Linked DNA regions of Homo sapiens: region 2 is linked to region 1. A link is an interaction called in ENCODE POLR2A ChIA-PET data of the cell type or tissue named here. Cell type or tissue: MCF 10A. All regions are shown on one strand. Links, peaks and the distances in the headings refer to the core of each region. The heading gives the core; the rest is flanking DNA.

What was found. ChIA-PET counts read pairs that join two places held together with the same protein. Peaks named below come from ENCODE experiments on the same cell type or tissue, not always from the same donor. Only the 100,000 strongest peaks of a DNase experiment are listed, where the experiment ranks them.
Region 2: POLR2A ChIA-PET joins it to region 1 with 5 read pairs; 4 of 35 experiments call an interaction of 5 or more read pairs at or near these places.

The regions. Positions count from the first base shown.
Region 1 is chr2:241,006,070-241,014,071 of GRCh38, forward strand. The region is part of intron 1 of SNED1 (sushi, nidogen and EGF like domains 1); the gene reads left to right. LOC107985787 (a long non-coding RNA gene) reads right to left here and starts at 5,876. Exons shown (of 2, transcript XR_001739175.3): 1 at 4,718-5,876; 2 at 1,383-4,355. It overlaps SNED1-AS1 (SNED1 antisense RNA 1), which reads right to left. Exons shown (of 3, transcript NR_187212.1): 3 at 7,421-8,002. RefSeq lists enhancers at 4,059-4,664, 4,665-5,268. In MCF 10A, for the core only: no CTCF peak of the experiment used is centred there; a DNase peak (open chromatin) is centred at 3,972.
Region 2 is chr2:240,916,499-240,924,500 of GRCh38, forward strand. It overlaps CROCC2 (ciliary rootlet coiled-coil, rootletin family member 2), which reads left to right. Exons shown (of 32, transcript NM_001351305.2): 2 at 2,228-2,378; 3 at 3,485-3,636; 4 at 6,041-6,147. Among named protein-coding and RNA genes, the nearest start is that of CROCC2, 14 kb to the left of the region's middle. In MCF 10A, for the core only: no CTCF peak of the experiment used is centred there; a DNase peak (open chromatin) is centred at 5,023.

The sequences.
Region 1 (8,002 bases), core at 978-5,977:
GAGGCTTTGTTATTTTAAAGTCTTTTTTGCCTGTCCTTCATTTTGAATATTTCTATTGTTATGTTTTCAAATTCACTGATTTTTTTTTCTACACGGTCTAACCTATTCATCCCATTCAGAGTATGTTTGTTTCATCTATTTCACTTTTTACTCCTATAAGTTGTATTTGGATCTTTTCTGCATTTTTCATTTCTTCCCTCATTATGTTGACATTTCCTTTTCTATCCTAGCATATTTTTCATCTTTATAATAATTGCTTTAAAATTACTGTCTACTAATTTCAGCATATACTTTTTAATGCAATACTTTGACTATGTATCTGTGAACAAAAGTGAAAAGAATGGTGAACAATGATGAAACTCCAAGTGTAGCATTGTTTTCCACAGTGGTATGGGTTGGAAATGTTGAGGCTGTTGAGCCAGTGAGTAAATAGATTGAGAATGGTATGCGCTTCTCTTGAAGATACGAGTTGCAGATATGGAAAGGAGGAAACATCAAATGAAACCTGTGGCTTTGTGTTAGATTTGACTTCAGCATATCAGTATAACTTCATAGCACATATTTCCGTGTGTGTATTATGACAGATGGGTGTAGACATGGGTATATACATCTGTGTGTCTACCTACATCCACAGTTCCTAGCTCTGTCCACTGAGAGAAATGGAAGCAATAATACCTCAATAGCAGAGGGCACTTCCATGCTCAGATCTTGGCTGCTAAACACTAGTCTCCACTAAAAAGAACCAGGGTGCCTTGGAGATCCTAGGGTCGTGGCAAGAGAAGTGCAAGATGAGCCTGGAACATCTTGTTGTGCCATAAAGTAAGGAAACACTAGGAGAAGGATGGAGATGGATCAAAAGGACACAGAGGCCCTCCAGAAGGGGCTCCCACTGGCAGTGTTTGGGACAATTGGAGCATTAAAACAAATAATGATAGGTACAGATTCTAATCTATTAAAGGAGAAATCCGTGGCTTCACACTGATGTAAGTAAATAAATGATGAAACATATAAATGAGGGGGAAAACAGTATTGATAGCTTTGCATCAGTGTTAAATTTCCTGCTGTGGGTGACTGTATATGCTTACATGAGAGAATATCCTTGTTGATGGGAAATACTAAAATGTTTAGGGTGCAGAGGGTCATGAGGTCTACAGCTTATTCTCATATCCTCCTGAGTTTTTGGTGATAAGGTGAAGCTAGAGCTTCTTGTCAGAGAAGTGGCCAGCCGGCCAAACCGCGTTCTCCCAGGCAGCTCCCCACAGAAACTTGGTGCATTCATTCACTGTTGACTTACTCACTACTTCATTTGTTCGTTCCTTCAGTCCAAAACCTTGATTGCACCCTTGCTCTGATTTAAGGAGACGGAAGAGCAGCAATGCGTCTTTTTTTAGTATTAAATGTATTTATTTTTGTCTGTTTTGTTCGCTGTGCTGTCAGGCTTCCGGAACAGTGCTACTCCTAGAAGCCGCTCAGTAAATAACTATTGTTCATCTTGTGATCATTGGGATGATATATCCGTAATTCCATCACCCAAAAATAAGTGCTTTTAACATTTTGGTGAAGTTCTTCCTTATCTGTTTTCAAGGGTAGGGTTTTACAAAACAGACTTCGGGTTACCATCTCATATGGGTCTCTGTGTTGCCTATTTCTTTCAATGTTACGCCACGAGCATTTACCCATGCCCTAACTTTTCTGTGAAAACATGCTTTTTCATGACAATACAAGATTCCATTCTATGGCTACACTGTGATTGGTTTAACCGGCCGCTAGTTATTGGCTCTGTGGTGTTTCAGTCTCCTGAATCGATGTGTGTCTGTCCTACACGGGCCTTCGTGCAGGCCTCCCTCTCTTTCCCTCCCTTGCAATAAACTGCCCCACGTGGGCTCACTGGATCCAAGGCAGGGAGCTTTTCAGGGCACCTTCCTTCTGTCTGCCACTGCCCAGAAGGGCATTCGCAGTTACACCCTGCCGTGGGTGAAGGCGGCCGTACCACCTGACTCACTGAGCACAGCCCGGAGGTGGCAGCTCCCCAGCTCTGACAGGTCCGGACCACGTGTGTCTCCAAAGCAGGCTTCTGTGCTGCTCCAGGGCCACCTGGGGGCGTGGCAGGAATGCAGACCACCCAGGGCAGATCCCAAGTGGGGGAACAGAGTCAGTGCCGTGACCAGGGGCTCCTGGGGCTGGCTCAGAGCCCCACCTGGGAAGCACAGCCCCTCCCTCCGAGGGCTGCTCGTGGTGACCCGGGGCACTCCTAACTAACCTACTCTGCAGGCTCCAGTCTCCTCCTGCCTCCTATTCACCACGAAGGGGTGGCCAGGACAAGCTGCCCCCACAGGGTCCCACCTGATAGCACTCCTTGCACTCCTTCTGTCCATGGGCTTCTAGGCCAGACAGGGTGTCCTGGTGTTCTGACTGGTGGTGGGGGTGGAAGCTCTGGGCAGATCCAAGGGCAAGACAGGCTGGAAGGGTCGGGGCCTGGTCACACTGCCGTCTGTCTGCGACCAGGCAGGTGGGACACCCCATACATCATCTACGGGGACCAGCCTCAACACCTAGGTGCCTTGGCATCCATTCTCTTGTTCTTTGCAAAGCAGGGCAAGTCATTCATTCAGCCAGCAGGTGTCAGTTATTAGACACCACTGTGTGCAGCCCCTGCCCTGCTCCCGTGGTGCCCGGGGCTCAGCACATGCTGAAGTCGCCTCTGGGCTCTGCGGGCCAGTCAGGGAGCACCAAGTGGGAGCAGGACTGTGGCCAGCCCAGGCCCCTGACCCCAATGCCTCCACACAGGAGGGCAGCCCAGGATCACACTGTCCTCTGAGCTTGTCCAGGAGCTTGTCAAGGGTCAGGCACGGCCTCTTGGGCCCTCAAACCCATCTTTCAGCAAACATTTCCTGCCATCAGCTCTGGGGTGGGTTGGAGGCGGCAAAGTGGAGCAGGCAAGGCAGCCTTGGAGGCTCACTGGGGGCAGGACATGGGGATGGAGCTTGGGTCCTGAAGGAGTGACGGGGGTGCCCATGAGTAAGACTCTCAGGTATGTGGGGAGTGGGGGACAGACCAGGTTTGCATCTCAAGATTGCATCTCTGATGGTGGTGGCTGGAGGTGACAGTGGCCCAGTGGCCACTGCAGAGATGCAGGGTGACTGTGAGGAGGCCCCTCCCTCTGAGGTGTGGACAGGCTGAAGGCAGCAAGATCTCAAGAGCCCAGGAGGCAGCAGCCCAGGCTGGAGATGGATGGAAAGGGCAGGTGTGGACACCCAGACAGTGTGGGGCCACTGCCTCCAGGCCAGGCACACCCTGGGGCCTCTAGGGGATTGGGCTGTGGCCCTGCTGACCATAGGGACTGGTGGAGCACCTGGCCAAAGTGGGAAGCAAGTGAGGCAAGGAGCAGGCGGCAGGAGCTGCTGTCAACACAAGGAAGCAGAGGGGCTGGTGGAGAGGGAGAGGCTGTGAGGGCAGCAAGAGGGACAGGGCATGAGAAAGGGCACGGGGGCTGGGGGCATGGCCCCATGGGGACAGGGAAGCCACAGGGAGACCCAGCACCTCAGTCTGCAGGAGAGAGAGGACATGGCATCAACACTCTCCTGGGAGCCCCTCCCTTACCCCTCCCCTGTCCGGGGGCGCTGAATGCAGCTCAGATGTCCCCTCCTCCAGGAAGTCACCCTGGCTCTCCCTGGTGGTAGCTCTCTTCCCTCCCACTGGAACAACCCCTTGGGTGACTGCTTCTGTCCCATGTGTGTTTCCCCGGAGGCGTCCCATGTGTGTTTCCCCGGAGGCCTAGCCCAGTATTGCCGTCGGTGGCTGGGCCAGGGGCCAGCCTCCTTCCCTTCAGGGCTGGCGTGAGGCCGCTCAGCAGGAGACCATCCCCTTCAGCCCCGGAGGCCCTGCCCATCCCCCGGCCCAGGACGCCAGCCCCCGCTGTGCCTGTGGGAGGAATCCTAATTGCCCAGAAAGCTGCCAGGAAATAAAAGACATGCCTGCATTTTTCAAAACAAGCTTCTAAAACACCTCGAGGCTGTGCTGTTTCACTCTTGGCAGAGGAGTCAAAGCAGGGAACCGCAGAGCCGCCCTTTGTGATCTAACGTTTGCGGAGCCAGGGTGCTGCTTCCTGGCTCCTGGGGCCCTCGGAAGTCTCTTGGGTCCCTGGCTCCCCTCCAGGCCCACCCTGCCCTGCTCAGAGCAGCCCCTTGGCTCAGGTCCGGGGGAGCAGGCTGTTGCATATCGGCACTTTCAGCCCGAGGTCACCTCCTGGAGGCTCCCCAGACGCTTCAGCTCTTTCCTGCTTTCATCCAAGTCGGAAATGCCACTGGAGCACGTCTCTGTGCTTCCTCCTGAGCCAGCAGAGGGTCAGCCCCGTCCTGCAGGAAAGGCAGGAGAGCCCTGAGTGCCCCTGGCCAGCCCCGCCCCCAATGGAGGAGGGCGAGGAGCCTCCTCCAAGTCCCCAAGTCACTGCAGCTCCAGGTTCCATGTGGCCTGGGGCCTCCCCAGTTAGCAGCTGACCAGCAGCCCAAGAATCTCAGCCTGCTCAGAGGGGTCAGAGCATCCCCTCCATGGCAAGGCCACCGTGAGGCTGGCTGGCCTTGACCACAGCCTGAGAGAGGAGGGTGAGGGCGGGGCGTGGGGCACTCACCGGGGTGCCTAAGGTGCTCAGCTGTGTCCAACGCAGAGCTTTTTCCAGGCGGCCTGTGTGTGAGCCCCTCCCAGGACCTTTGTCACCTACCTGGGACTGTAACATCCAGGTGGCAATCTTGTTTTTCTCAGCAGCTGGTGCTTGGCTGGGAGGAGAGCGATGCCAGCACTGATCCAGGGCCTGGGCTTCAGGCTGCAGGCAGAGCCGGGACCCCAAAGGAGACCAGACGGTGGCCACGGGGAGGCCCTGGACGATGGGATCCACAGGGAGAGACTGGAGTTCTGGGGGATGCAGCCAGGGCCTGCCGCAGCATCTCTACCCTGCAGACCCAGAACAAGCACACTGCCCTCCCTCCCTGCCTGGGGGTGGCAGGTCTCCTGGGTCTCCTGGGTCTCCTGGGGGTGGCAGGTCTCCTGGGTCTCCTGGGGGTGGCAGGTCTCCTGGTTCTCCTGGGTCTCCTGGGGGTGGCAGGTCTCCTGGGTCTCCTGGGTCTCCTGGGGGTGGCAGGTCTCCTGGGTCTCCTGGGTCTCCTGGGGGTTGCAGGTCTCCTGGGTCTCCTGGGGGTGGCAGGTCTCCTGGGTCTCCTGGGTTTCCTGGGGGTGGCAGGTCTCCTGGGTCTCCTGGCACATGGAGTGGTTACATTTCTACAAGTGTCCCAGTGGCGCTGGGCAGGACTGCCAGGCTGGCCTCAGGCCCCAGACCCCAGCAGACAAACACTGGCCCTCAGCAGGTGTCTGAGGTGCCAGCGCTGGGCAGCCTGCTGGCATTCCCGCCCCCGAAGTCAGGACGAGGGACTAAACCCGCACTGTTCCTCTACGAGTGCTCAGGTCCACACCTAGCCATGAACAGGGGCGTCGGCTGGGAGACAGGCTAATCCTTTCCCCTTGTTTTCCACATCTCTATGACATGTTTTACAAGGTGCTATAGCAAGTAGGCAAATAACAATAATAGAATTGTCACTTTTTGGGAAGTAGCGTTTTCCCAGCCCTGAAGAAGGAGAGGGACCCCAGTGCTGGGGAGAGAGGGGTTGCCACATGGCTCCCTGCCCTGCTTCTAGCTCCTGGGCCCTCTGGCCTGGGCCTTGCCCACTAGCCCCCTTCCACCAGACGTTGGGACGTCCACATCTGGAGAAAGGAAGTCCCGCGGGCCTCTGCCCTGCACTGCGGTGCTGGCGCTGCCCTGTCCTGGCTGCCCTGTCCTGGCAGGGGACAGGGCCGGCTTGTTCTGCCTCCTCCCTGGCTCAGCCCCCAGCGGGGAGGGCAGCAGCTCTCTGGGGTGGGGAGAGAGGAAAGCTGGAGCGGGGCAGGCGGCGGGTGGGCCCGAGGCCTCTGCACACCGCACACCTGCAAGCTAGGCTCCCACTTCAAAGGCCGACAGAAAACTCAGGGCAGCGGCTCAGGAGCCAAGCAGGGAGTGGGGCCAGCTAAGGAAGAGCATGGGGGGTGCGGCGAGGGGCAGAGCAGGGAGGTCCCCCACACCAGGCAGGTGGCCCAGCCCCAGGGACCTCGGCCACAGCGGCCTCCTGCCCCCAGATGCTTCTCCCCCAACCCAGAGGTACCACTTGTCACTTCTAACCCTTAGCTCTTTTTTCCAAAACACATGCCAAAAAGGGTACAAAACATAAACGTGCAAAAAAAGATCAAACGTAACGCAAACCCTGGTGGGCCCACTGCCAGGCCGAGAGCAGACGCTGCCACCGCCCCACCCTGCATCGCCACCCCAGGGCAGCCCCTCCGGCCTGTGAAAGCGCCTTCTCACACTCGCCTTTTTCCCTCCCTGGTGTTTTTAGGGTGGCTCATCCACATCTCTGGTGGTGCTGTTACTTCATCATCACCTCTGTATCGTTGTATGAATAGACCACAGGCTATTTGTTTTACAGTGGTACACATTTGGGTCTGCTATTGTTGTTGTTTTAATTGAATTTTTCCAGCCTTATTGAGACAAAATTGACAGACAAAATTGTGTGATTTAATATACCTACACATTGTGAAATGACGACCAGAATCGCATGAATCTATACATCCATCACCACCCAGTTACCGTGTGTGTGCACGTGTGTGACAAGAACACTTAAGATTACTCTCTTAGCAAATTTCAATTAAACGAGGCAGTACTGTGTTTTTTTTTTCTTTTTTTTTTTTTTTTGTTGTTGTTTTTGAGATGGAGTCTCGCTCTTTCGCCCAGGCTGGAGTGCAGTGACGTGATCTCAGCTCACTGCAAGCTCCGCCTCCTGGGTTCACGCCATCCTCCTGCCTCAGCCTCCCGAGTAGCTGGGACTACAGGTGCCCGCCACCACGCCCGCTAATTTTTTGTATTTTCAGTAGAGACAGGGTTTCACCATGTTAGCCAGGATGGTCTCGATCTCCTGACCTCGTGATCCGCCTGTCTCAGCCTCCCAAAGTGATGGGATTACAGGCGTGAGCCACCGCGCCCGGCCACGAGCAGTACTGTTAACTACGGTTGCCATGCATTACATGGAGACCCCAGAACTTACTCATCCTGTCTGACTGAAGGTTTGCACCCTCCAATCAACATTTCCCCATTTCCCACCTCAGCCCCTGGTAACCATCCTTCTACTCTCTGCTTCTATGAACTCAACTTAATTTTCATTTTATTTATTTTATTTGAGAGACAGGGTCTCACTCTGTCACCAGGCTGGAGTGCAGTGGCCTGAGCCTAGCTCACTGTAACCTCGAACTCATGGGCTCCAGTGATCCTCCCACTTCAGCCACACCCCACTCCACCCCACCCCGCTGGCCCTAGTAGCTGGGATTATAGGCACGCACCACCACCTCCAGCTATATTTTTTTATTTTTCTTTTTTTGTAGAGACAGGGTCTTGCTATGTTGTCCAGGCTGGTCTTGAACTCCTGGCCTCAAGAGATCCTCCTGCCTCAGCCTCCCAAAGTGCTGGGGGTTATAGGCGTGAACCACCACACCTGGCTGAGTTCAGCTATTTTAGATTCCACATATAAGTGTCTTTCTGCGCCTGGCTTATTTCACTGAGCATAATGTCCTTCAGTTTCATCCATGTTGTTGCAAATGGCAGGATCCCTCTCTTTGTCATGGCTGAATAATATTCCCTTGTGTGTACATATGTCTGTATATATACACCACATTTTGTTTATCCATTCATCCGTCAGCAAACACTTAGGTTGAGTCTATATCTTGCTTATGGGAGTGCAGCTATTCTATGAGATACTGGTTTCATTTCATTGGGTATATACTCAGAAGTGGGATTGCTAGGCCATATGTCAGTTCTATTTTTAATTTTTTAGGTGGGGCTGTTCCTAGCTTTAGACTACTCTTTTTTCTTTTCTTTTTTTTTTTTAAGATGGAGTCTCGCTGTCTTGTCCAGGCTGGAGCGCAGTGGTGC
Region 2 (8,002 bases), core at 2,059-7,058, 88 kb before region 1:
CTCCCCGCTCCCCCCGTGTCCCCCTGAACGCCCCCTGCGCTCCCCCCGCGCTCCCCGCGCCCCCCTCCGGCTCCAGCTGGGCCGCGGCCTATTGCAGGCACCCGTCCACAGATGGAACCCATTACGCCCCAGCGCCTCTCGGGACGTCCCGCTAATAAGTGACCCTCTGTAAATGTTAGGAATGAGTCAAGTTTACTCCGCGCTGCAGCCTTCCCGTTAGCGGGTGGCGCCGCCGATGCCCGGGGGAGCGCAGGGCGGGAGCTGCTGAGCAGGCGGAGGGAGGGCGGGGCAGAGCCCTTCCCAGTCTGGGGGATTGAGCGGAGCATGACGGTCTCTGATCAAGGAGCCTGGGGTGCCTCTTGCCACCCTGCTGGGCCTCCGTTCTCCGCTGTGCAAAATAAGGGGTTTAGAACAGAATGGCTGAGCCCCTTCCAGCAGCTCTCCTCCTGGTTGGTGGTCTTGGCACCTGGGTCCCAGCTGGGCCCAGGAGGAGGAGCAGGGACTTCCCTCCCCCTCCCCCACTGGGCTGCTGCTCCCAAGGGGGGCCCATTACTCCCTCCAGAAGAAGAGGCAATGGGGGAACCTGCAGTGAAGGCGCCTCCCAAGACCTCCCAGGGGACTGAGAGACAGACCCTGGTGCACGGGCTGTCGGGAGGACGGGCGGGCTGGCCCCAGACCTCAGCTGATAGTGGGGAGGCGTTTGCTGAGTGGCTGCCCTTTGCAGGGCAGCAGAGTCGGAATAGGGCCTCTCCAGGCGCCATGCTGAGCCTGGGTCTGCGGTGACTCTCCAACCCCGGCGAGGGGGGCCGCGATCTTTGGGGTGCAGATGGAGGAGGAGGCCTGTGTCCAGGGAGCATCCGGGATAGCCAGACAGCATGCACCAGGTGCAGGAGGCCTGGCTGGGGTTGGGAGGAGGGTGGGGGAGCAGGGCACAGCCACCAGCCCAGGCCTGAGGTCAGAGTCCGGGGACGCAAGCAGGGTCTCAGGGAGGGCCAAGAGATGGGAGGCAGGAGGCAGCCAGGTGGTCACCCACGTGGACCCTGGTCAGGAGGAAAATCCAGGAGGCACAAGGTGGGGGAGCTGCCCTGCGGACCCCAGGGAGAGGGGTCCTCTGTGCTGGCGTGGGAGCCAGGCAAGGAGGACTTGGGTGGACTCTGGCGTGCCATGCTGGAGAGCCCTAGGAGTGGACATCCCCTCCCAGCTTCCCCTGGCAAGCATCCAGTCACCCTTTAGTAGTTAATTCACTGCCTGAAATTCAGATATCCTTAAGGCAGCAGGCCGGGGACAGCTGTGGCCTTGCGTATTCCTGCGGGATCCTGCCTGGGCTTCTGCTGGTTTGGCACAGGCGGCCTGTGTGTCCTGCCCACAGTCGGTAATCTATTTCACCTGGCAGGAGTCCCCTGCCCTGGGGTCCCGGCCCTCCCCAAGCTGTGCCCCTGCCCGGCAAAATGCCATTAGAGCCCAAGACCCTCAAAACCAGGCTGGGGTACCCAGGACACCCAGGCACTCCTGGGGCAGAAGGGCAGCCATTCAGCAAACACCTCCTGAGTGTGAGCCCAGGTCCTGGGCCTTCCTGCCCACTTCTGGGCCTATTGGAGCCTCTTCCCTGGCAGTCGGCTTTCATGAAGGACCCACCTGGGTCCCGATGGACCGAGCCTGTGGAGGGGCAGTGGGCAGCTGAGCAGAGAAGGATGGGTTCAGCCTCAGCCCTCTGACCCATCCTCAGCCCCCACCCCCCAACAAACACACACAAACACACTGGGCTCTGTGACTGCTGCGTGGGATCTAGGTCCCTCCTCTGGCCCCACCGTGCAAACAAGCTGTGAGACCACCTGCTCCAGGTGGGCGAGGATGTTGGGTTTCTTGTGGAGCAGAGGCAAAGGAACCTGCCTGTCAGCATCCCCTAGGGAACTGGCAACCGCTTAGCCAGCGCTCAGCCCAGCCCCCACCAAGACAGGGCAGAGCCCCAAGCGCAGTACCTGCTCCTGCTGACCTCGGCTGGGTGTGGTCCTCCTCTCCAGAACCTGGGGACAGGCGCAGCCCCACTCCGCAGGTGCAGAACCAAGGCATGCGCCTGAGTGACCTGCCCAGCCTCACCCTGTCCTCTCCAGGGCACTCTGCTGCCTTGGGGTGGCCCTGTGGCGGCTCCCATTCAGTGGGATCGTAGAGGGTGCCTGGCAGCTGTTGGGGGCTGCCATCTCCAGGTATCTCTGGGGGTGTCTTTCAGAGACTGGAGGACACCATCCTGAGTCCCACAGCCAGCAGGGAAGACCGGGCGCTGACCGTGCGTGGGGAAGGCCGGCAGGCCTCGCCCACCCCCGTGCCCACCCGCATCCGTGAGATCGTGGCCGGCAGCCTGAGTGAGGAGCCACCCCAAGGTGATGGTGTGGGGGACAGTCCTGGGCCCGGGGCTGGCCAAGGTGACGGCGTGGGGGACAGTCCTGGGCCCGGTGCTGGCCAAGGTGACGGCGTGGGGGACAGTCCTGGGCTCGCGGCTGGCCAAGGTGATGGCGTGGGGGACAGTCCTGGGCCCGGGGCTGGGCAAGGTGATGGCGTGGGGGACGGTCCTGGGCCCGGGGCTGGGCAAGGTGATGGCGTGGGGGACGGTCCTGGGCCCGCGGCTGGCCAAGGTGACAGCGTGGGGGACAGTCCTGGGCCTGCAGCTGGCCAAGGTGACGGCGTGGGGGACAGTCCTGGGCCTGGGGCTGGCCTCACCCCCCACAGGGCCACCCTCAGGGGCATCATATCGATACCCACAGGGCACTCAGCAGGGCCTGAGCAGGGCTGCCGCTGTGTGGCACACTTGTGGCCACCTGCGTCTCCGCTTCATTGGTGGTTTCTTCCTCAGCGTGGAAATGCTGGACACTGGCACTCAGGGAGCACAGACGCCCACCCCCCTGGGCTCTGCCTGTCCTGCACCCGCCCCAGGCCCCTGCTCTGCCTCCAATTATCCACCTGGCAGCTGAGGAAACAGCTCCAGGCCGCCTGTCCTGTGTGTGCCCAGGACTCCCTCGTGCATGGGTCCCAGGGATCCCTCTCTCCCAGGGTCTGTCCAGCCTCCTGCAGGCCCGGGGAACTGGCTGTGTGTGTATTTACAAAAGCACCTTATTACTCGGGGACCAGGTCCCTTCCCCCAGAAGCAACAGGGCTCACAACTTCATAGACAGCGCGAGTGCCCAGCGTCCAGGCCGCCCACACACTCTGCTGCCATTGGTTTGGGGCTCGGCCTGGGCCTGGGTCTGCATTGGGGTTCGAGGTGGTAGGATTGCAGTTAACATGAGAGGAAGTGGGGCTCAGAGTATGAAGTCTGCCTCCCTATGTTAGGGTCCCGGGCTCAGATCTGGGACCCCTCCCAGGAGATGGGGGCAGGTCCAGCAGCTGGAGCCTGGTGGCCAGCCCAGGGTCCCACCGTGGAGACAGGGCACAAGGCTGAGTGTGGGTGGGCCCTGGTCTGGCCACCCAGGCTGACCCAGGTACCGTGCAGCAGGGGTACAGGAGCCGACAGCCACTGTGGCCCGAGTGCAAGAGGAGAACGAGCTCCTGCAGGAGGAGCTGACCCGGCTGGGGGACCTGCTGGCCCAGGCCAGCGCCGAGCGAGATGAGCTGGCCAGCAGGTGCCGTGTGGTCAGCGAGCAGGTGCGTGTGTGCAGCAGACTCAGGGCAGGCGGGAGGTGGCAGCCTGGCCCTTCGTGAGGGGTCACTTGTCGGGACGGCAGTCAGAGCCTGGGACCATCGGCAATTTCTAAGACTCGGAAAGACAGAGTGTCAGCCACGTGACATTCAAACCCTGGGCAACAGACAGGGAAACTGAGGCAACAGATGGGATAACTGAGGCCAGAGGTGGGAGGCCAAGCAGCACGTGCCCAGGCCTTTCTGATGCCCAGCGTGTCCCCTAGGTCTCGCAACCTAGCTTAGGCACTGACTTGTCCCCGCACCTGCCCGGGAGCCCTGTGGGGTGGCCTGGCCAGTCCTGACTCGCGGGGCCCAGTGCTCTGCCCAGCACTGGCACAAAGCTGGCACCTGCACAGCAGAGGAAAGCAGGCCAGCAGGCACCGACCCCAACCCCAGATGGAGCTCGCAGAGAAATGGCTCCACCCCAGTTCCCTGGCCCTTTTCTGACAACTGAGGCTGGCCGGGGCCGCTTGGACCTCAGAGGAGAGGGGACAGAGGCAGGGCTGTATCTTTGGTCCCCTGGTGGCTGTAGTGCCTTCCAGGGTGACCTGTGAGGTGAGCAAGAGGCATATTTAGTCACAAAATGTGGAGCTGGGGAAGGCCTCCCATTGTGTAGACAGGGAAACCGAGGCAGAAAGGTGAAGAAACCTGCTAGGCCAGAGCCTCTCTCCTATGTCAGCCGCTCCAAGACATGCTGGCTTCTGAGGCAGGACTTGGCAAGGAGCCAGTGCGTGGAGTGGGGTGTCCAGCCCACCTTGTGGGGTACTCAGGGCCCCTGCCACACCCATGCCATCTTCAGAGCCCCCCTGGTTCTGCATGGCATGTCAGATGACCCCACTTTCCAGATAAGGAGTAGAGGCTCAGAGCCAGCCAGTGATCACCCAGGCCACACCACCATTACTGGGGCTGAGATCTGAACCCCTGAAGCAGATCTGGCCCCTTCTTAGTCACCTGACCAGTGGCCAGTACTGAATGCCTGAGGGGTCCCCAGGGGGCCTCACCTTCTAGAAGGGTCCTTCCCAGGATCATGGCAGCACCAGCCCCACAGCGGTGCCCTCAGCTCTCTGAGGGGCCCGTTCTCTGCTCCCCACCCAGTTCTATCACGCCCTGACCCCCACACGGGAAACACGTTTCCATCCATTGTTGCTGGCACCCCTGGGAGCCCCTGAGGGCAGGAGCTGGGGTCCACCCCACCTGATGGGGGCCCCAGCACATCCGTGAGCTGCCAGCCAGCCTACTCTTCCTGGGAGCCCCTACAGCTGTGGGGAGGCCTTGGGGGAGGCATCTTCCTAGCACAGGGTGGGGAGATGTTGGGAACAGGCCAGTGGGAATAGAAGCCACAGAAATGCTGCCGACAGATTAGTAAGCTGCGTGAGTCAGATCCAAACTCGCCAGCAGCCCAGTGCACGCCAGCTCCCGGGCGGCTCAGCAGGCAAAGTGTGGGTGCCAGGAGGCTGGGTCTAACTCCAAGTTACCCCCAAGACAGGCGGAACGGGGTCTGGGTGGCCAGAGTGCCTGACCATGGCATCTCCATCCTGGGGTGGCACCCCCAGACCCCGCCCGGCTCCTCCAGGGTCTTCCAACGCCACCTTCTCTTCCAGCTTGTGGCTGAGGAGGGGCCCCTTGGCTCTCCCATGCATTTGGCCCAGGCATAGCCACAGCTGAGGCCCCAGGCCTGCTGCCCTCCCCTCCACCCCTCCACCTAGGCCATCCTTGGCCCTTGATTTCCTGGGCCCAAGTTCGGTCTTGGCCCAGTGGTGGCAGAGTGGCCCTGGGCAGTGGGCCCACATCATGGTGGGTGTGGTCCTGCTCCCTGTAGGTGAGGTGCTGGACTCAGGCAGGAGGCCCAGATGGAGAGGAACCACACTCAATCTCCAGGGGGCAGCCCCAGAGGTAGCCCTGTGACCTTCCATCCTGCCCCTGTGTGCCTGAACCAAGCCCTGAAGCCCCTCCCCCTACACTGACGGCTGGGCTGCCCAGGTAGCTGGGGCAGTGGGGCCTCAGTTTACCCATCTGTAAATGAAATGTGGGCATGCTCCAGCAGCCCCCAGAGCTATGCCCCCACTGGGCCACCATACTCACACTGTCCTCAAGGCCTGATGGGATTGGCACATCAGTGCAACCCAGCATGCCCCTGCCCCTCCCCTCCTCTGCCAGCCGTGGGCACTTGGCACAGGGCAGGAGGCCACCTGTCGGGTTCATTGTGTGGAAGGGCCTGGGCCTCACCAGACCCAACCCCAGCCCCTGCTGTGGGGCCCCAGGGAGCCCTCTCTTCCCCACTAAGGTCGGCTTTGTGCCCAAGATGCCCCAGCCCCTGCCTGGCGGGTTCAGGAGCAGCCAGACCAGGTGGGCTATTGCTCCTCCCCAGCTGCAGGCCCGGCTGGAGACCACCGAGGCTCAGCTGCGGAGGTCAGAGCTGGAGCACAGCGTGGATCTGGAGGAGGCCCTTGGCCGTCTGGAGGCTGCCGAGGAGAGGTGAGGCCAGGTGCGGGGCAGTCAGGGCTGCAGGAAGCACAGCCATCCCCCCGAGAGGCAGTGGGACCCTCTGTGCCTTGGGGCTACTGACAGCTCTTCCCAAAGCAGCTGTGAGTTCAGTTTCCCTGTGGGAGCCAACCCAGGCCTCCATGGCCTGGCAGGGCAGGGCAGGGGGCTGGAGAAGGCACGGCTGGGAAGGGGGACTGACTTGAGTGGCTGGGCAGTGTGGGGGCCTGCAGCGCGCTCCCTCTTGCTGTGGGGAGACCCCAGGCCGAGTGGAAACAGTGAAACACTCAGCCTCCTGGGCTCAGCGTGGGCCTCTCACGCAACCAGGCACCACCGTCCCAGCCTCTGAGAGCGGCTCAGCAGCATCCCTATTATAGTAGCTGCATCACGATTGTACCCATCGCTATCAGACCCCTCCCCCGCTCCACAGGCCAGGAGCAGGGGCTGCTCACCATGGGGGACGGGACTGGTGCCAGCCTTCCACGTGGCAGCCTCTCCACGCTCTGCCATCCTCCCTGCCACGGGTCAACCTGGCTCATGAATAACAGGGAGGGAGTGGCAAAGAGAGACAGAGCCTCATGAATGACAGGGAGAGAGTGGCGGAGAGGGACAGAGCCCCCCCCGCCACCGCTGTCAGTGAGCACTGACATTAGGACCCTGGCAACAGACCCTGGCCACCAGCCACACCTGAGTCCAGTGTGTGGATCACCCACTCACACCCTGAGATGGAGCTGACGATGTCATGCCTGGGCTTATCAAGGGGGCCTCTGCCCGGCCCCCACCCTGCCTGTACTAACCCGGCCCCCCACACTAACCCAGCCCCCCACACTAACCCAGCCCCCACACTAACCCAGCCCCCAACACTAACCCAGCCCCCCACACTAACCCGGCCCCCACACTAACCCGGCCCCCCACACTAACCCAGTCCCCACACTAACCCAGCCCCCACACTAACCCGGCCCCCACACTAACCCAGCCCCCACACTAACCCAGTCCCCACACTAACCCAGTCCCCACACTGACCCAGCCCCCACACTAACCCGGCCCCCCACACTAACCCAGCCCCCCACACTAACCCGGCCCCCCACACTAACCCAGTCCCCACACTGACCCAGCCCCCACACTAACCCGGCCCCCACACTAACCCAGCCCCCACACTAACCCGGCCCCCCACACTAACCCGGCCCCCCACACTAACCCGGCCCCCCACACTAACCCAGTCCCCACACTAACCCAGTCCCCACACTAACCCGGCCCCCACACTAACCCAGCCCCCACACTAACCCAGTCCCCACACTAACCCAGTCCCCACACTGACCCAGCCCCCACACTAACCCGGCCCCCCACACTAACCCAGCCCCCCACACTAACCCGGCCCCCCACACTAACCCAGTCCCCACACTGACCCAGCCCCCACACTAACCCGGCCCCCCACACTAACCCAGCCCCCCACACTAACCCGGCCCCCCACACTAACCCAGTCCCCACACTGACCCAGCCCCCACACTAACCCGGCCCCCCACACTAACCCAGCCCCCCACACTAACCCGGCCCCCCACACTAACCCGGCCCCCACACTGACCCGGCCCCCACACTAACCCGGCCCCCCACACTAACCCAGCCCCCACACTAACCCAGTCCCCACACTAACCCAGCCCCCCACACTAACCCGGCCCCCACACTAACCCAGCCCCCAACACTAACCCAGCCCCCACACTAACCCGGTCCCCACACTGACCCAGTCCCCACACTAACCCGGCCCCCACACTAACCCAGCCCCCACACTAACCCGGCCCCCACACTAACCCAGCCCCCAACACTAACCCGGCCCCCCACACTAACCCAGTCC